2 separate regions of the Homo sapiens genome follow, and region 1 is linked to region 2. A link is an interaction called in ENCODE POLR2A ChIA-PET data of the cell type or tissue named here. Cell type or tissue: Caco-2. All regions are shown on one strand. Links, peaks and the distances in the headings refer to the core of each region. The heading gives the core; the rest is flanking DNA. Region 1 overlaps ARRDC3 (arrestin domain containing 3). Region 2 overlaps LOC107986432 (a long non-coding RNA gene).

Region 1 (2,861 bases), core at 1-2,500, 180 kb after region 2:
ATCAGAGATGCTGGTTTTCTTTAAAAACATCAGAGCTGAATTCCTTCTAAAATACAACAACAACAACAACAACAAAATAAGTACACTTGGTACCTTGGAAAATGCTGAAATGCTATCATGAATGCTGGTATATTTGTTATGAGCCAACAGAAAATTACCTTTAATATAAACTATAACTTACTGATGTGATTGTTCTTCCTATGTAATCTATACATAATCAAAGTGAGTGATTTCTCATGTTTAGCAAATTGTTCTTTAGGTAATGAAAAACAGTATTCTCATTAGAAAAACACAAAAATCCAAAAGATTTATCGCAGCAAACGTTCTAGTATTTTAAATTTTGAAGTTACTTTTGGAATAAAGTCGAGTTTTCATGCCATACCAAGCTTGAGCAAGACAGCAAAGGTACAAATTGAGCTCTCTATTCATAACCTCAATGTATGTATTCCTGCTCATTAATATACTTTGCACCAGCAAAAGCGATTTCCAACATATGTGTTTTGGAGGTAATTAAGTAACTCTGTATAAAAATAAATGCACTTTTCCCTCCTTTCCCCAGTGAATGGAAAACTTCCATACTTTCAAAATAATAATAAAAAAAATAATTTTTAAGAGCAACAGCCCTCAACTCTTTGCTGGTGCCTGCCATACTGCCTTTCTTCACTCCATTCTTAGCTCTGCTAGTTTCTTCTTGTATGTCATGATAAAAAGGGAATGTGGGTGTGTAACTTTTGTGTATGTCCCGTTTCCAAATTTCCCTCTCCAAAAAGCCAACCAAATAAACAAACAAACAAACGAAAAAAACAGTGCAACAAAACACAAATAGCATTCCAACAGTTTGGCAAGTGATGCGTTCACCTGAGATTAAGTGATTTTAGGCAGTCAGTAACAAAATGCTGCTTTGCTGTAATAGTAGAAAGGCAACAAATTCTTAAAAGAAACCAAGAAGGTATACAATCTTGACAGTCTCTTATTAGCTTCCTCCTCTTATCTCTTTTTTTCCCACATTATCTGTTGCGTATCTACTACAGTAGGCTGCAAAACATACAGCAAAAAGGATTGGCTTGAAGGCATTTGATGTTTGTAAATAAATCCACAATTGGATCCAAGCTGAAGAGGTGATACATAGTCAGCCTAGTAGACAATTCTGAGCATGTGCATACGCAGGTAAAGTCCAGGCTATATTAAATAAAAAAAAATGTCAGTGCGTTTTTTCATGTTAAAGTTTTTTCAAAGCTTTGTTTTGTTCCTTGTTGTGCTGACCACAAACAAGTTTTAAGAGTATCAAGAGTCTGGCAAAAATAGAAAAAAAAAAAAAAAAAAAAAGAAGCTGTAGTGACGTCGAACCGCACAATGTAAGCATTGAGCATGTGCAAATTTTCAAATCAAAAGAAGGAAATCATCCCTCTTTACAACGTGATGTCTTGACACGTACGACCATAGGCTAAGAAGACTGCTCTGAGTATGTGCCAGTTTTAAAAGAGAAAAGCTTAGATCTTCAAGCATGTTGGAGCAGTCTCAGAATGTTGCTGTAGGCTTCTAAAGCATGATCACTGGTTGTTTCATGTATTCGCCATTTTTCTGGGCAAAAGTAATTCCACTTCCTCTGAAACGTGTCTCCAAGATACTTCTCTGTCCTCAGCCGGAAGAGATACAGTTCGGAACCCACATCAACTTGATTCAACCAAGTGTTCCTTCAACGAGAGGGGCAGGATGGTCTATCATCTGCTGACTGATCAGGATTTGGATCAATCTAGAAAGAAATGAGAAAAAAAGTTTACAGAGTTATTTCATGAGGTCTAGGAAGAATGTAGCAAATGACTACAATTCTGAATACTAGTCAAGAAATGTAATCAGAGAGCAAACACAGCTTGTTAGCATATTATATCCAATTATTCTCTTTTCATACGTGAAATGCTATGTGGGGAGGAAAGGGTGTTGGTACCTACAGTACCTGATATTTAATTACTAGATTAACAAGCTTTATAAAGGCATGTCTGAATAGTCCCCTATTTCACAAAAATTAACAGTAAAATTTTATCAGTGAATGAAGACTTTTACTCAGTACTTTAGTAGTACTTAATTAAGACCTAAATACACAACGTAGAATATCTTCATAGCAATCATCTTCTTTTGTAAAGCACCCCTTTCATCCTTCTACAAAAAAGTTAACTCATCGCTTCCTCTGACTTTGGAAAAATGAAATCGTATAAACAATGCTCTTTGTTTATACAATGTGCAAACAATTTGTTTACTCACATGAACAATGTGCTTATGTGAGGTAATAACTCATGGGTGTAAAATCCCACAGAGGGCCAAAAACGCAGTGTATCAGGAAATAAAACTGCTGAACCCAAAACACTCAAGAGGTTTCCTCCCACCTTCTTTATCTTCAGAGTGACTTTTATATGCACATATTTTTAATGAAAAGTTGCTTCTCAAGTACAAAGAGAATGGTCATAGAAAAGCAAATTGTTGGGTTTAATATATTTTTTACTGAAAGAGCTTTTGGACGAGACCCCATCCACTTGCATCTAAATGTGGAACAACCCAAATTGCCTCAGAAGCTTTAGGTAAAACACATTTTTGAAGGAAAAAAGCCAAATAACTTTTAGTTAAATCACACCCTGAACATATTTTAGGGTTTTAAAAGTTGTAAATTATCTTTAGTGCTTTTTAAAAGGAGGCAGAATTTTCCCACAAATTGCTTAAAAGTGAACTATACTTAGATTGTCATTCTTTTTAAAATGCCTCCTTGGACAGCCAGGAAGCCTCAAATCAAGCCAGAAATGACTGACTTAATAAGCAAGACAGAAATGTCCAAGTAAAAATGTAATGACAAAATCTGTAACAAGTGGCAG
Region 2 (2,925 bases), core at 336-2,835:
AAGGTTAAAAAAAAAAGTTTTTACCAAGGTCAGTATTTCGGGATCTCTGCCTATAGTGCCCGTGAAGGGAAAGTGGAAGGTAAAAATTTATCTTTATCCTTTCCTTTCCAACTTCAGGTTAGCAGAAGAAAATATTTGTTTGAATTGTAATTTGTGTGTAAATTTGGTTTGGGCATACTCATTTGCTATTAATCCTTTAAATAAATGTGTTATGCTTTTCTCTTTTTAACTTGACTTTTGTTACAGGATGTTAGGTATCGACCTTGGAATGGGTGAGGAAGAAGGACCTTGTTGTCCCCAATTTCATAGATAGATGATGGATGAATTTTATGGGTCTAATTCAAACACACACGGGACAAATTGGTTTGAACACACCAGATTTTAAGAGGGCTCATTTTGCTCCAGTTTTAAATTTAATTATATTTAACATCGTGTTATATTTTTATTTTTCTCCTGCTATACATGTATTTGTAAAATGTCTGAAATTCTTTGGAAGTAGGAGAAGTACAAAAAAAATGACCATATACAAGGTTGTGATGGGGGAAGGAACAAGGGGGCTTAGAACTGGGAAATTCAGAGGTTTAAGCAATGGTCCCCTGGGGGCGAAGATGACACCACATTCACAAGAAATGGAGAGGATGTCTAGCATGTGATCCTCCAGTCTGAATTATAAGGTCTTCTTGATTTATCTATTTTTCCCCTGTATTTGGGTGCGAATATTAGCTTCCCTTTCTGCTCTAGTGTACATGGTTGCTTAAGGTAAGGGCACTAAGGAATTTCTGGAATACCTGTTCTTTAATAAAGTCATCAGCCATTTATGAACATTCCGCTCTAACTTGTTGGCATTGGAAAGTCATTCTGGATTTTTGAGTGGGTAATGACATGATACAATATGCCTTAGTAAGATTAACTCATCAGTGAGTAAGACAATAACAGCTAACATTTTATATCATGCTTGCTTTTACTGGATACAATTTTATATCTACTCCATCATTGAATCTTCGAAAGAACCATATGTGAAATAGATACTTTTATTATCTCCATTTTCCAGACAAAGAAATGGGAGCTATTTCTGTTGAAATAACTTGCCAAGTTCATATCACTATAAAGAGGTAGAGCTAACAGTCAAACCCATGCAGTAAAGTTCTAAAGCTTGTCTAATTATCTGCTACACGGTCAGGACTAGATTGACTAGAAGGAGATACTGAAAGCAGGAAAACTATGTAACAGATTATTGCATAATTCAGACATAAGAGGATGAAGCAAGGGGAAAGAAAAGGCAAGGGTGGTGCTGCAAAGGAAGAGATAGTAGGATCGTGAAATTCTTTGAAGTTGTCAGGTTGTAAAGAGAACAAAGACATATTTAGCTTGATTAATAGGAGTAATGTGGCTGGTAAAAAAACACTGAAAAAAGTGAGACTGTTGCCAGGCACAGTGGCTCACGCCTGTAATCCCAGCACTTTGGGAGGCTGAGATGGGTGGATCACCTGAGGTCAGGAGTTCAAGACCAGCCTGACCAACAAGGTGAAACCCTGTCTCTACTAAAAAAACAAAAAACAAAAAAAAACCCCAAAAACCTACAAAAATTAGCCTGATGTGGTGGTGCATGCCTGTAGTCCCAGCTACTCGGAGGCTGAGGCAGGAGAATTGCTTGAACCCTAGAGGTGGAGGTTGCAGTGAGCCGAGATTGCACCACTGCACTCCAACCTGGATGACGGAGCAAGATTCAATCTCAAAAAAAAAAAAAAAAAAAAAAGTGAGACTGTTGAGTGAGGGAATAACTTCTTTCTGGGTATTTGAAATTTTAGAAAAATCTAGAATGAACAAAGAAAGTTGGTGTATTAATCTTATTCACAAAGCAAAATGAAACACCCAATTAAACGTTAGCTGTTTCTCCATTATGTTCCACTTCACTGAGAGGAAATCACATTGGTGGAATGTATAGGATGTCTCCTCACAAGAATCATTAAAAAAAAAAAAGTATAATTTTGTTGCAGAAATGAAAAGAACAGACTCCTGAAAACTTAATTTGTTCAAGGTCACACACCTTGTGAATAGCCAAATCTTTTCTGTTTCCTTGATAATCAATAGTTATACATCAGAATATTCATCACTAATGATGATTTTCAATCCCTTAGGCAAGGAGAGCTCAGAGTGTGAAGAAATGTGGAGAGAAGGAATGAATAAACAAACGAATAGATCTATGAATGGATAATATGTAAGTTTTAAGAATAAAAAAATCTCCACCTGAAATTCTCTTTTCCTACTTTTCCATTAAACCATGTAGGTTCTTTTGTTCATAGCATTACTCAAAACTTACCCTTTATTAAAAAAAAAAAACAACTTTCTAAATGGAAAATCATTGGTCTCTAGTTCCTTTGGATTTAGGTGTTTTGGGTTTTTTTTTTTTTTTTTTTTTTAAAGCGACCCTTAAAACACATTGATGTGATCTCAAGATATTTCTACTAAGCACCTATACAGGGGTTGGGTATAATCTCTTTCATGAACTACAGCTAACCCAGAGAAGTGGGCAGCAACTTTAGACCTTCAGTTTATTTGGAAATCTCTGTTAGGCCATATTTTATGATTCACTGGGCAAACATATCTTATACACTGCATGAGTCTTTGTATTTGTGTGAATATTGACTTATCCTTCAGCTTTTAAGGCACTAGTTGCAGGAACAGAGATTTCTTTCTGCTAAATGAATCTTGACAGGTGAACTTTACATTGTTTGAAGGCATTTTAATTCCTTCCAGATATACATTAATTTATCTAGTTTATTGACTGGAAGTTATAATTGAGTTGCAAAATGAGAGCAACATGTTCTTTTCCTTCTGACAGATTCATTTCCATCGGAATACATCGTCTTCAACGACAGGTGACCAACCCACTAGGTAAGTGTGAGGATTAATAATAGGGCTTGG

The links. Peaks named below come from ENCODE experiments on the same cell type or tissue, not always from the same donor. Only the 100,000 strongest peaks of a DNase experiment are listed, where the experiment ranks them.
Region 1: POLR2A ChIA-PET joins it to region 2 with 5 read pairs; 15 of 35 experiments call an interaction of 5 or more read pairs at or near these places.

What each region holds. Positions count from the first base shown.
Region 1 is chr5:91,369,704-91,372,564 of GRCh38, forward strand. ARRDC3 (arrestin domain containing 3) reads right to left here. Exons shown (of 8, transcript NM_020801.4): 8 at 1-1,753. The coding sequence ends at 1,697. Among named protein-coding and RNA genes, the nearest start is that of ARRDC3-AS1, 9.2 kb to the right of the region's middle. In Caco-2, for the core only: no CTCF peak of the experiment used is centred there; no DNase peak of the experiment used is centred there.
Region 2 is chr5:91,186,367-91,189,291 of GRCh38, forward strand. All of the region lies in intron 6 of LOC107986432 (a long non-coding RNA gene), which reads right to left. Among named protein-coding and RNA genes, the nearest start is that of LUCAT1, 130 kb to the right of the region's middle. In Caco-2, for the core only: no CTCF peak of the experiment used is centred there; a DNase peak (open chromatin) is centred at 1,435.